Linked DNA regions of Homo sapiens: all the other regions are linked to region 2. The links are chromatin contacts, found by Hi-C or POLR2A ChIA-PET in ENCODE. All regions are on one chromosome and are shown on one strand. Each heading gives the region's core, a stretch centred on a gene start or an enhancer-like site at or near the end of the contact. The rest is flanking DNA. Distances are from core to core; before and after follow the strand shown.

Region 1 (4,395 bases), core at 1,108-3,607, 64 kb after region 2:
ACTCTGGCCCTAAATCCCAGCTCAACAGCCAAAGGGCTGCAAAAGCTTTGAAAGCCTGAGCAAATTAGCAAGACAGGCCTGCGGGCTCCTGGCACAGGGCCAACGCTTCACACTTGCCTGGAATCTGAGTATTTGTCCTAGTGTTGATAGTAGAAGAAAAGGAAATCACTCAGCTTCTCTGGGCCATGGTTTTCTAGCCTAGAGAAAGAAAGATAAGGGCTAGCCACCTCTGAAGGCCTTTCCAGCTCTAATTATCTTTGGCTCTGATTTCTCTGACTTTACACAAGGAATACCGTATCTTAGGGCCAGCTGAGCCAAATCAATTACAGACTGCAAATAACTTAAAAGACAAGTATGCCCAGTGTCTGCAGATGAGGAAACAGAGCCCAAAATTAGACTACCACACTCCCTGGCTTCATTCCCAGCCAGGACGGGATATCCTGAGGCAGGTCTCCAGGTCTCCAGATCTCCAGAGCACAGAGTCAGGAAGGCGGGAGACAAACAGAAATGTGATGGTAAAGGCAGCCTCCCCTCTAACTAGGTCTTGTCTCTAGCTTCTTTTATGACACTTCCCAAAAGCCCATTGCAGATCTCTTCCCCCAACCCTAAAACCTCTATTCCACCAAGTCAAGCTCAAGTGGTGTTATCCCATAAACCCACATGGCCCAAAATGCAACAGGGAAAGTACCAAAGGAGAATTCAAACACCAATGCATAACAAGTGTTTGACATTACAATAAACTCAAAAATATAAAGAAACACGTAGCCTGCAATGACGGTCCCAGCTACCCAGAATTCTTCCTGCTCCCCACCGCTTCTTGCTACTTCAAATACTAAAATATGAAAGGCTAATTATAAAGCTAATAGAAGAAAAAAAATAAATATATTTGTAACCTATGAGAAGCTGATGTATTTCGTATACAGGATCCCAAAAGCAGAAATCATATAAGGTGAAAAACTGATGGATTAACTACATTAAAATCAAGGATTTTTTTCCCCAACAGAGGACGCTTCAAAGTTAAAACTAGTGTGATAAAGTCAGAGAACACACCTGTGGTATCAAAAACCAACACTAAGAGACAAGAAACATAGTAGGAAATTTCACAGAAGAATGTATGTTAATAAACAGCAAGAGTATTTGCCTACAAGTAAACCACTAGCCTTTCAGGGTCAGCAGAAAAGAATGCCAATTTAAATGCAACTTACACCACAAGCCCCACTGGAGAGCAGAAATGCTACTTAGAATTTCTGTTGGGACAGAAGATGAGATCTTTCTTGGTAAACTTATTGCTATTGTCCGGGAAAGTGAGGGTGGGAGGAACAGGGGGTATTTTAAAGGGGCCAGGGGCATGTCTGTGTACACAGTGTCTGGTTCCATGCCATACGAGCTATGGCAGAGAGAAAAAGCACTTTCCCCTAACTCTCAGAAAAGGTGGTCTTAAATCAGAATGAGTTAACTTTGTAACATACCACAAACTAACCTTCAGGGCCACGCCTCATATTTTATTCCCATGAAGCTCCCACTTAAAACAATTCACACCTTCTCTGCTTTGAAGTCCATTCTTCAGCTTTGCCAATTTCAAAGCTGTTTCATCAGTTCTCAAAGGGATGGTCAAGCTTGAGGAATGTGACTAGCGCTGGTGAGACTCACAAGAGCTCCTGTTCACAGACTAGAAATAATTTGTAATGAATTAATTTGTAATGTGGCTACCAGGCCAAAACATATAGTTTTGGGCACCCTTTTTTAGTTTCACAATACTTCATAAGCCTAATTATCAGACAATTATTTCCTGACTAGAAAATTGAAAGGGAATTTGATAATCACATGTAATAAACACATTAAACTATAGAAAACTTCCTAGGAGATATGAATTCAACAGAATAATCCTAATGGTTAAGAACATACATAGATGCTCAAAGTTATGATTAATAGAAATGGAAATAAACATAAAATACTGTTATAGCTAAGAGATTGGTGAAAGAAAGTTTTATAGTATCAATGTTGCCAAGAACGTAGACAAACCATGCTCAACACAATTAGCCATGATTAGTCATGAGGGAAATGCATGTGAAAACCATGAGATACTGCTTAACACAATTTTAAAAAAACAAACAAGGGGAAATTGAAACCTTCATTCACTACCATGAGAACATAAGCCACTACTGAAAACAGTCTCAACAGTTCCTCAAAAACAAAAAAAAAAACCAGTTCCTCAAAAGGTTAAACATAAAATTTGTATATTACAGTAAACTCTTCAAATTTTATGTTGCCTTGGCATCCATTTTGAATACAAGTTTAACTTTCTCATACCAGAAGCAGGGCTTAGTCACCCTTGACACGGTCTCCAGTTCTAGACCACACCCAAAAGGCCCAGCTCGCTGGCCAAGATAAGAACTTAGAGGCATCTCCTACACCCAGCAGACTGAGCTCCCCATGTTCCATCTGCTTCCTTTAAACAGAACACTCAGGCCTGCCCGAGAACTTACAGAGCCCCACGCCCTGTTCCCTCTTATATAATGTATACTGCCAGTTGTGCACACTCTCTCTGTCGCTCTCTCTCTCTGCCTGACTCTTCATTCTTGCCTTGTGTAACCCAGGACAGAGGACTGCCTCCTGCCCAGGATATGTAAGTAATAAGTCTTTGAACTTGGATTTGACCACGACATATTATATGTAATATCAAAATATCACATGTACCTCAGATATCTGTACAATCATTATGTAGCCATTTTTCAAAAGCATCTTCTAAAATATATGTTTGAACTTGCTTCCTGTTGTGATGGTGTACGGACTCTGTACCCTCCATCCGAAGAACCAACCACATTACCCCAGGACGTGTGGGAGCAAACAAGGTTGGACTCCCAGCACCAGAATGATGGCCAGGTAGTCAGACAAGACCCACAGGGGTGTCCGTCAGTATAAACAAGTTTCCCGAGTCGGGGCTCAGACCATTATGCGTGAGCCCATCCACCAGGTAAAAGAAGCATCCTGTGAAAGGCACACGGTCATCACCCACATCCAGCTGCCTTTCAGTTCCCCTTAGGGAAGGGTCGCTAGCTACTCTGATACTGGAACCCAATTCAGATGGGGGCTCCCAAAACACATTTGACCCAATAACCCCACTCCCAAGTAATACATCCAAAAGAAAGGAAAACATATCCACACAAAAACTTGTACACGAATGTTCATGGGAACAGTATTCACAACAGCCAAAAAATAAAAACCCAAATATCCACCAACTGATAAATAGATAACAAAGTGTGGTCTATCCACAGAATGGAACATTATTCAGCAATAAAAAGAGCTATTGACACATGCTGCAACAGAGCCCTTGAAAACATGCCGCGTGAAACAAACCAGACACAACAGGACACATGTTCTATAATTACACTTATATGAGGTGTCCAGAATACGCAAATCTATAGAGACAGAAAGGAGACTCGGGAATCTGGGAAGAAATGGGAAGTGAATGATGATGGGTAGAGTATCTTTCGAGGGGATGAAATGTTCTAAAATTGTGGTGATGGCTGCACCGCTCTGTGATATACCAGAAACTCTTGAATTGTATATTTTAAGTGGGTGAATTGTAGATCGGTAAAGGTTTTTATTTTTTTACTTAAACACAGAAACAAAAACCCACAGCTAAACCAGGCATTTAGCTGGTAAGGCTATTCCGAACAACCACACGGTAGTATTTTTTCCTTACTAATAAAAGAGATAGACAGTGTCTCACTCTGTTACCCAGGCTGGGGTACAATGGCACAATCATAGCTCACTGCAGCCTCGAACACCTGGGCTCAAGTGATCCTCCCACCTCGGCTTTCCAAAGTGTTGGAATTACAGGGTGAGCCACTGTGCCCGGCCCCATATTCCCACATGGTAGCATTTACCTAAAATGAATATCCTACTCCAAACTCTAGAGTACTGACGGGAAATAGTAAGCGTCTTAGGACAAGATACTCAAAAATCATAAGTCATTAGGGAAATGCAAATTAAAACTACAATGAAATACCATTCCACACCTACTAAAATGGCAAACATGAAAATTACTGACAGTACCCCAAATGCTGGTGGGGATGCAAAATTATACAGGCACTCTGGAAAATTAAACAGACATTAAATAGAAATTAAATACCTATCCTACTCATAAGTATTTGCTCTAGAAAAATGAAAAACTTATGTTCATACCAAAAAAGTGCATCAATATTCATAGCAACACTGTTCATAATCACCAAATTCTGGAAACACCCACATGTCCTTCGATAGGTAAACCTGGTTATACACACCCTGGTGCCCTACTTAACAGTAAAAAGGAACAAACAAGTGACACATGCATGAACACGGAAGGATTCCTCAGGCATGACAATAACTGAAAAACGCCACTAACAAAAGCCA
Region 2 (4,337 bases), core at 17-2,516:
TAAAGAGGTTTCCAGAGGCTATTGGAATGGCCAGGCAGAAGCTAGAGAGCGCTAAGGAAGCTGCTTTGGAAACAAATGGGCCCAGACTGTGATGGGTGACATGTATGAACCCCACTGTGGGCTGGCTGCTGTGTGAAAATTATGTGAGTCAGTATGAAAATACCTAGGAAAGGGGAGTGTGCCACCCTCCTTGCTCCATGTTGCGTGACCCAAGATGCCGCATGGGCATCAGCCCAGCCCTGGCCACCACCAGGACCTTCTGGGAACCTGGAGCCTTGCATTTTCTTGTTCCTTTCTGCCACTGGGGGAGGAGGATGGATGGCTGGAGCTGCCTGCCTGGCCTGGAATGCCCTTTCTCCCCGTCTGCGGGGTCCCCCACATCCTGCAGCCCCTCACGGACCTACTGTCAGTGTCCATGTCTCCCACTGGACCCTCCCTGAGCAACTGGAGGGCAGGGACATCAGACCATTTGATCCCAGCTCCCAGCACAGAAGCTTAGTGCCAGGGGCACCCAGAGAGATGGAATGAGGCAGACTCGGAGGTCTGTATTTTTTATTGTGGTAAAATAGCTATACCACAATATTGGCCAACTTAACGATTTTTACGGGAACAATTCAGTGGCATTAAGTGCCTTTACAAGGTGGTGCAACTGCTTTGAGTCTCTGCTGGTGATGTCACTTTGGCAAAGGGACGAAATGAGCCACCAGTGCGTCAGGCCTGCTCAGAGTTGTTTGGAGGTAGCATGGACACAGGTGCCTGTCCCTGCCCCCTAGCTGGGCTGCAGCGCATCCTAACAATGCTCCAGGGGCTGGGCCGGCCCTGAGCCTGGAGGTGGGCAGGGCTGCAACTGCCTCCTGGGCCACTAGAGGGCATGTGGGAGCCACTCACATGCACCCCAGGCCCCACTTCCTGGGTAGGGTGCCTGGCCCCTCAAAACGAGTGCTGCTCTGAGCTTGTTGGGATGGATCTTTCCCTCCTTCAGCTTCCGCCTGCTGGCAATGCATGGGGTCCTGCGCCCCCATTTCTGCCTCGGTGTCACAGGGCACACCCCTCTCCCCTCAAGGTGGCTCTTCTCCTCAGGACACCACTCCCGTTGGATTTAGGGCCCACCCTACCCCAGTGTGATCTCGTCTTCACTAGTTACCCTGCAACGAGCCTATTTCCAAATAAGCCTGTGTTCTAAGGTACTGGTAGTCAGGACCTCAACGTGTCTTTTGGGGGGACACAGGGACCCCAAGATGCCCCACAGCAAGTGACAAGGGGAAGTGATGAGATCAGGGTCCCAGGACCTGCCAAGTCTCCCCACACACGGGGGAGCGGGGGTGGGGCCCACATCCTTCAGTCACGGACATGCCCCAGCCCAGGGCCCTGGTGCAGGGAGAGCTGCTCTCTGTGCCCTCCTGGGGCAGGTGCCCGCTGTGCTTCTCACAGGCCTCCTTGCCTTTCAGAATCAGTTGTCTGGAAACCTGCTGAGGAAATTCAAAAACAGCAACGGGTGGCAGAAGCTGTGGGTGGTGTTCACAAACTTCTGCCTGTTCTTCTACAAATCACACCAGGTAAGTGTCTCGCACAGGGCAGGTGGCCCTGGGACCTTGGGGGTGGCAGCATGAGGTGAGGGGGCCGCCCTCCTCTGGAATGACTCAGGCCTCTTGGGCTCCAGGTGTCACGGGGATGACAGGGATGCTGGCGGGGGGCCCTGTCCACCCGAGGCCCTCAACTCTAGGGAAGACTGACATTATCATCCACTGAAGGACAACTTCTGCCCTAGGAAGGGCCACCTGTCTTCTGCCTGGACAAGGGACGGGGGTTGGCTTTATCTACAGCTCAGTCCTGGCGGGACTTGCCACCCGGGCCATCACGTACAGGCAAACACTGGCTGCCATGGTCCCTTCCAGGCCCACGCCCGAGGAGGGAGCTGCCTGGGCTCCCAAGTCCCTGTCTGATGCGGGGCAGCAGCCAGGCCCAGCAGCAGAAGCTGACCCCGAAAAGCCACTTTGCTTTGTTTCCCCTTTCCAGGACAATCATCCCCTTGCCAGCCTGCCTCTGCTCGGCTACTCGCTCACCATCCCCTCTGAGTCCGAGAACATCCAGAAAGACTACGTGTTCAAGCTGCACTTCAAGTCCCACGTCTACTACTTCAGGGCGGAAAGCGAGTACACGTTCGAAAGGTAGACACCCCCTTCCCACGCACAGGGCCCTGCAGAAGAGGACCCCCTCTTCCAAACATCAGGATTTCTCCCAAGTCAGCGAGTGAGATGGCCCCACCCTTCCCTGCCAACTAAGCGTTTAGACCTGGGGTCCCACTGCCCGACACCAGCAGGCGATTCTGTTCTCATGGCAGAAAGTGGGGTCCCAACTTCCCTGCGCCCTTACCCTGCACGGTGTTGGCTGAGGCCCTAGACATCTTGCTTGGAGATCTCTGACATAACGTGTCCGGGATGATGAAGCTAAGCCCCAGTGAGACTGCCTACATGGTGTAATGGCAGGGACTGCAGACTTCATTTAGCCAAGAAAGAAATGCAACAGTCAGGCCTAAGACTGTTCCTGCAATTCATATTTTGAATAGAGATCCTGGGCCTCTGCAAATTGCATCCCCAAGCCGACTACTTGTGCAGTTTGCCCTGCTGAGCCCTCCTCGCCCCGGGAGGCAGAAGGGGAGGGGTCCTCAGCAATATGCTGAGCACCTCCTAAACAACATCACCTGAAAAAGGAACCTAGAGGAGAGCCATTCTCAAATCTGATCCTGGACTGAGCTCGAGAGCTGGGTTGAGAGCTGGGTTGATCAAAGTTGGGATTTTGCTATTATTGTGACAAAGGGTCCAGCCTTGCAGTCCAGATCCTGAAAGGCCTGGGACAAGGCCAGGTAATTTGGGGAGTCCGTCCTGCATTGTGCAGGATGTTCAGCGGCATCCCTGGCCACCCACTAGATGCCCGCAGCAACCCCTCAGTTGGGACATCTAAAAATGTCTCCAGACTTTACCAAATGGGACAGCATTGCACCCATTTGAGAAGCACCGGTAGAGAGCAAATACACAAATATATAAAAAGGGAGATTTGGGCGTGGTGGTGCAAGCCTGTAGTCCCATCTCCTGGGAGGCCAAGGCTGGAGGATCGATTGAGCCCAGGAGGTAGCTACAGTGGGCGATAACTGCACCACTGAACTCCAGTATGAGTGACAGAGCCAGACCCTGTCTCAAAAAAAAAAGAAAAAGAAAAAAGGAAGGGAGAGCTTCCACTAAGCAGGATGGGACACGTCCCGCCATTCTCTGCCATGTCCATGAAAATAGGAGGTAGCGTTCTCCCCAGCAACCAGAGGCCACCTCGCTCCTAACTGCTCCAATGGAGCGGGCAGTGTCACTGCAGCAAGGTACTTCCAGCTCCACACTGAGTGAGTGCCCAGGCCAGTGGGTCTCCACTGTACCTCAGGAACGCCTGGGTGCTGGCTGTTCCCTTGCTCTTCTGCTGAAGTGGCAGATTACCAACCAGGCGGCCTGACTTCACCTTGTGTTTCTGTAAGCGATGCCCACCAAAGTGTCAGGAGTCCGTCCAAACAAAAGGTTGACTAACTGGCGTTCCCGTGTTGCAGGTGGATGGAAGTGATCCGCAGTGCCACCAGCTCTGCCTCGCGACCCCACGTGTTGAGTCACAAAGAGTCTCTTGTGTATTGATGGCCGGACACACTCGTTTCCGCAGTGGCTGCTTTCCTGGAAGACGTTTCCTTTCTTCTGTATTAATGAAGCCTGGTAAAATTAACACCTGTCTGAAAATCAAAAACATGGCTTCCCAGCAGCTCTCCTGTCTCCACAGCCGCGTTTTTTAACCCCGACCTCTCAGCGTCTGAATGAACAGCGCTCCCACCTCCAGTCCTGGCATCCGCTGGGGGCGCTGTTCTTTAGCTAGTGCCAGTATTAAAACATTGTCATTACGAGAGTGCCAAATGACATCTTCCCTCCACCCTGCCCCTGAAAAACAGTACACACACATCCGTTCAACACAAGACAGGGCAAGTGTTTTTCTTCCTAAAAAAAGTTCTTTCTTTTATTATTTTCACCTATTGGCTGCTGCATTTTACGAAGTGGACTTCCCGGTGTTTGTTTGTTTGTTTGCAATACACTCAGTGCAGCCTTAAGCAAATGAGATCATTTTCAGATTTCATTTTTTTTTTCAGTCTTTCTACTTTTGTAATAATAGGAAGTTAGTAGGACTCACTTCTCTGATTAATAAGCAATTTGCAGCACACAGCGTTCCACTGCGGGGTTTCACGCTCACCTGAAAACACCTGTTCCCAACCTACTTCTTGGTGCAAGTTGACCAAATCGTTTTAAGTGGTAACTCTT
Region 3 (4,361 bases), core at 1,553-4,052, 56 kb before region 2:
ATTTCACCCAGTTAGGAAGTTGTAAATATGTTCAGGACCTAAAACCCTTTATTGAGCTCTTCCAGGTTTGCTTATATTTCCCCCTTATCTTTTATCAAAAGAGTTCCAGTGATTCTCTATTCATGCACCAGAAGTTTATGACAGCATAATTATTACAAATCACATCCCAAGAAGAGTTAAGTTGGCTTCCTGCCAGGTAGTAGGGAGTGACATTGTGAGAGCAGTGTGGTATTCAAGGCGGATTTTTTCTTGACAGTTTTTGACCTGCACGCATAGCCTCTGAGTATCGGATAAGAGAAACAATAGGCCGGGCGCGGTCGCTCACACCTGTAATCCCAACACTTTGGGAGGCTGAGACGGGTGGATCACCTGAGGTCAGGAGTTCGAGACTAGCCTGGTCAACATGGTGAAACCCCGTCTCTACTAAAAATACAAAAATTAGCTGGGCATGATGGCGTGTACCTGTAATCCCAGCTACTTGGAAGGCTGAGGCAGGAGAATCGCTTGAATTTGGGAAGCAGAGGTTGCAGTGAGCCAAGATCATACGACTGCCCTCCAGCCTGGGTGACAGAGCAAGACTGTCTCAAAAAGAAAAACAATAAAGCCAAGTGGAGTTTTGAGTACTATCATTAAATTTCAAATCACAATCCTGAACCATTTCTAAAAAGTATTAAGAAGGAAAAGAAGTGTCTCACAATTGAATTAATGTGCTTTGATTGTGTTTGACACAATCCCTAAGTATTGGGAATACCTGGGTAATGTAGTCACGTGCAAAGCCTGTGTCTCGGAACCCACCTTCTTGCCAGTGCCCTATTGCTTCATTCTTGCCACGTTAAATGAACAGGCCTGGTGTTCCAGTGGGCTCCAGAGGAATTCTAATTTCAGCTGAGACTGGGCAGATGGGAGTTGGTATCCGGCAGCTCCCCGTTGTTTCTCCACCTTGGATGGAGACAATGACTCCCTGGCTGCCAAAGACAATGAAGACATGTGAATCCGGCCCAGAGACTGTGCTGGCCTTGAAGACACACAGCAGGCCTGGCCTCCCATCCTCAGTTCTACCGGTGCTGTTGGAAGCTTGATGGGCCCAGGAGCCAGACCAGCGTGGATGAAGCAGGGAGTTGATTGCAAACCTGCTGAATGTTAACCATAGCTGCCAGGAAGGCGTGTGCTTGGAAGTCTCTTTCTGCCACATTAAACGTGTCATTTGCAGCAAATTAAAATAAATCCACGTTGCAGTTTCCATGTGTATAAAATGAAAATAGTAAGTCCATCTTGCTGGGTTTTATCATATCAGGGTTGTTAAGATACAGTATATAAAGCCCTCAGGATGGTACCTGGCGCTTCCTAAGTCCTGGCAGCTAATGATTGTGGTGGTTGTCATGGTTTTTATTTCTATTTATCTTTCTTTTCATCATTATCTTGGCTAGTTTCTTCTCTCCCTAGAGGCAGACTTAGTTTGTATGCCAAAATCCTATAATTAGTGAGAAATAATGATCCAGGAACAGGTATCATCCGATAGCCACAGATCCTGTGAGTTCTCTGCAAAAGTCATCTCTACTGAGCAGTCGCCTGCCAGCCCTCTTCCTTTAGCTCCCATAAGCAAAACAGACCAACTCCCAAGTTGCTTGTTATGCATTTCCTGGCTCACTGCTACTGTCTTTCTTTTTAGGGTTTCACTAAGATCAATGCCTTCAACTGGGCCAAGGTGCGGAAGCTGAGCTTCAAGAGGAAGCGCTTTCTCATCAAGCTCCGGCCAGATGCCAATGTAAGTGGTCCTGGCGGGAAAGGGGACCCGTTGAGCCATGGGATGGCGTGTGTCCTGCAAGGGGTGGAGGTCTGCTTGGCAGGGCTTCTGCTGAACCTCTGGCCAGTGCTACCCAGGTGCTTTTGTCCACATGAACGCCGAGCGTCTCTAGGACAGATGTATCCAAATGGTCGGTAACTCTACGGCTGTCATCGTTGGTAAACAGAGAGCGTAAAGGAGGTACATGAACATGTACCTGGGGAGAGGGTCATTTCCCTGCGCAGATTCAGGCAGCCCCTCCTGATAAACAACCTGAGCTGTGCTATTGCTGTGCATCCAGCCCCAGGCTACACCTGGAGACCCCATTCAGTATCCTGCCCTACCCCAGGCATAGACTGACTTCCCCAATCCCTGCTGGAGGCCCTGAGCCCCCAGTGGAACTCATTTTCATGGGCTAATTAGGTTCCCTTCCCCACTTACTTCCCACAACACGCCTAACACTGTGGCCCACGCCAGGACTGGGACGGGAAGGGAGGAGAAGCCTCTTCTTTGTCTGCCAGAAATGGCGACGGAGGAGGTGGGTGATGTGTCCTGGGCGTCTGTCCCCAACCAGCGTGTAGAGTTCTTTTTCCCATGGCAAAGAAGATGATAAATGGCAATTAGGCTTATAGTGTAGCTACAGTCTGGGTTCAGTAGGTTTTCATGGCCCGACCTGGGAAGCATATACCCATTTTAAATGGTTTTCCATGGAAAAATTCACTGGAGTTCCAAAAAGCTGCCTTATAGATAAAGAACTGCAGCACAGCTTGTTTGTAAGTTGGGTCCACCCAAAACTGTGAGATCCCCCAAAATAGTTAGAACTGCTGGGAATGCTAAGGACAGTAGTAACTTTTGTTTATATAATATGGCCACTTCAATTGGGAGCAGAAAATTTCTATATCCCCTTTCCAGAATCAAAGGGCATGATTTTTTTCAGCCAAGAGTGACACTTTGTGCTCCAGAAAAAAAAATTCATTTCCTGTGTAGTTCCTGGGGTGGCCTGGAGCCCGGAGCCGTGGGCGACTTCACAGAGAAACGACGTAAGAGCCAACATTGACACGAAGTATGAGGAAGAGGATGAACGTTGCGTTTCAGTGATTTTAAGGAGGCAGGAAGGGACTTTCAGTATCTGGGTTTTGTTTTTCAAGGAAATGTAAGCCAAATAAACATAATTTGTATATGAAATCTGTCAAAAAATGGTGTCACTTCCATTGAAGCCACGTGGCTGTTTCTGTTACCCGTCTAAGAGATTCTGTGGGGAAGAAAATGATGGACTAGGGACCACATCTTGTCCTTAAGAATAACTAGAGTTTAGTAAGTCTTTGCACTGATGGTCATGCTATAATAAAATACACAGCGAAAACTTTATCGGACAAAGCTATCTTCTGCCCCTTTTCTCCTATTTCAGTGGTGTATCTATGGGTAATGGAAAAAACCACCGTTGTATTTTCCCTTTTTAGAGTGCGTACCAGGATACCTTGGAATTCCTGATGGCCAGTCGGGATTTCTGCAAGTCCTTCTGGAAAATCTGTGTTGAACATCATGCCTTCTTTAGACTTTTTGAAGAGCCCAAACCAAAGCCCAAGCCCGTCCTCTTTAGCCGGGGGTCATCATTTCGGTTCAGGTGAGGTCGCCACTTTGTGCCTCTGTTTGCTGGGTGCACGTTTTTCCTCCCGCCTCTCACAGCCGCTGTGACACACAGCAGGTCAGGGAGGTGAACGCTCATTGGCCTCCAGGAGCTATGGCCAAGCGGGGGCGCTTGTATCTTAATCCCAGTGGGCTCTGTTTGAACAGCAGAGGCACCAGGCAAAGCCACCCAGTCATGGTAAACGCCTAGCGGGAGTCTCTAACTCAGAAAGGATTTCTCTCTCAGTAGAAGTACAGTGTCTTACTAACATTTGGTGTTGCTTCATAGAATATGTGGACTTGGATGTTATTGGTGAACTTTTCCATTCATTTTTAACAAATCATTGTCTGCCATGTGTCAAATACTGTTCCAGGCACTGAGCCCAGTGATCCCTGCCTTCACTAAAGGCACAGGCTCTTGGGATGGTTGCTTAGTAACCAAACACAGTTATCAAGTGGGCTTAGTTAATTGAACATTTTTTCTGTATATTCAAGGAAAATATCAAGAGACTGAGTGGACCCAAAAATACAGAGTCTGTCAGGATTGCTTTTAGTCCTGGCTAGCCAAGCAACCCTGCATCTCTCCCAGTTAGGGAAGGAGGGGAAGTGAAGCCCTGAAGCATCATTTGTGTGTTTAAATGAGAATGCCTTGGTATTTCTCCCCTTCCCTGTTGTGGTCTCTGTTTCAGTGGTCGGACTCAGAAGCAGGTTCTCGACTATGTTAAAGAAGGAGGACATAAGAAGGTGCAGTTTGAAAGGTAAGAGAAGCTTCAATGCTACTTCCAGTCTGAGAAGGCTCAGACTCGCCAGGTAACAGTTTGTTGCTGCTAAATATTTCTTTACCCAGACTTCAGACTTGATGTCCCTTGAGTTGTAAATGATAGTCTCAGTCATCCTCAGCAAGTCCAGTGTTAGAGAGGAAGGTTTTAGAGCCCAGGGGCACACCCTCGAG

Evidence for each region. A loop is a pair of places that touch in the nucleus more often than their neighbours do. ChIA-PET counts read pairs that join two places held with the same protein, here RNA polymerase II (POLR2A). Pooled maps may share reads with other maps.
Region 1: a loop to region 2 is called in a map with no recorded cell type, with 6 times the contacts of the local background. The contact joins two enhancer-like sites. A Hi-C loop is called at or near these places in 4 of 168 maps with a recorded cell type or tissue (prostate gland, testis, transverse colon and 1 more), 6 of 37 single-sample maps with no recorded cell type and 11 of 50 pooled maps. POLR2A ChIA-PET finds 5 or more read pairs at or near these places in 5 of 52 experiments (CD4-positive, alpha-beta T cell, GM12878, H1 and 2 more).
Region 3: a loop to region 2 is called in a map of right cardiac atrium, with 3 times the contacts of the local background. The contact joins two enhancer-like sites. A Hi-C loop is called at or near these places in 1 of 168 maps with a recorded cell type or tissue (right cardiac atrium). POLR2A ChIA-PET finds 5 or more read pairs at or near these places in 3 of 52 experiments (AG04450, H1 and activated T-cell).

The regions. Positions count from the first base shown.
Region 1 is chr13:98,507,299-98,511,693 of GRCh38, forward strand. All of the region lies in intron 2 of STK24 (serine/threonine kinase 24), which reads right to left. Among named protein-coding and RNA genes, the nearest start is that of STK24, 68 kb to the right of the region's middle. RefSeq lists an enhancer at 1-428. Within about 2 kb of position 2,358, at least 29 of the 41 ENCODE cell types and tissues checked have a DNase peak (open chromatin) inside an H3K27ac peak, as active enhancers do; they include CD4-positive, alpha-beta T cell, where a contact is called at or near this core.
Region 2 is chr13:98,444,650-98,448,986 of GRCh38, forward strand. It overlaps FARP1 (FERM, ARH/RhoGEF and pleckstrin domain protein 1), which reads left to right. Exons shown (of 27, transcript NM_005766.4): 25 at 1,449-1,556; 26 at 2,017-2,168; 27 at 3,587-4,337. The coding sequence ends at 3,668. STK24 (serine/threonine kinase 24) reads right to left here. Exons shown (of 11, transcript NM_001032296.4): 11 at 536-4,337. Among named protein-coding and RNA genes, the nearest start is that of FARP1-AS1, 11 kb to the left of the region's middle. RefSeq lists enhancers at 591-640, 1,411-1,460 and a silencer at 1,186-1,480. Within about 2 kb of position 1,267, at least 13 of the 41 ENCODE cell types and tissues checked have a DNase peak (open chromatin) inside an H3K27ac peak, as active enhancers do; they include CD4-positive, alpha-beta T cell, where a contact is called at or near this core.
Region 3 is chr13:98,386,714-98,391,074 of GRCh38, forward strand. It overlaps FARP1 (FERM, ARH/RhoGEF and pleckstrin domain protein 1), which reads left to right. Exons shown (of 27, transcript NM_005766.4): 9 at 1,670-1,765; 10 at 3,244-3,407; 11 at 4,099-4,167. Among named protein-coding and RNA genes, the nearest start is that of FARP1-AS1, 47 kb to the right of the region's middle. Within about 2 kb of position 2,803, at least 3 of the 41 ENCODE cell types and tissues checked have a DNase peak (open chromatin) inside an H3K27ac peak, as active enhancers do.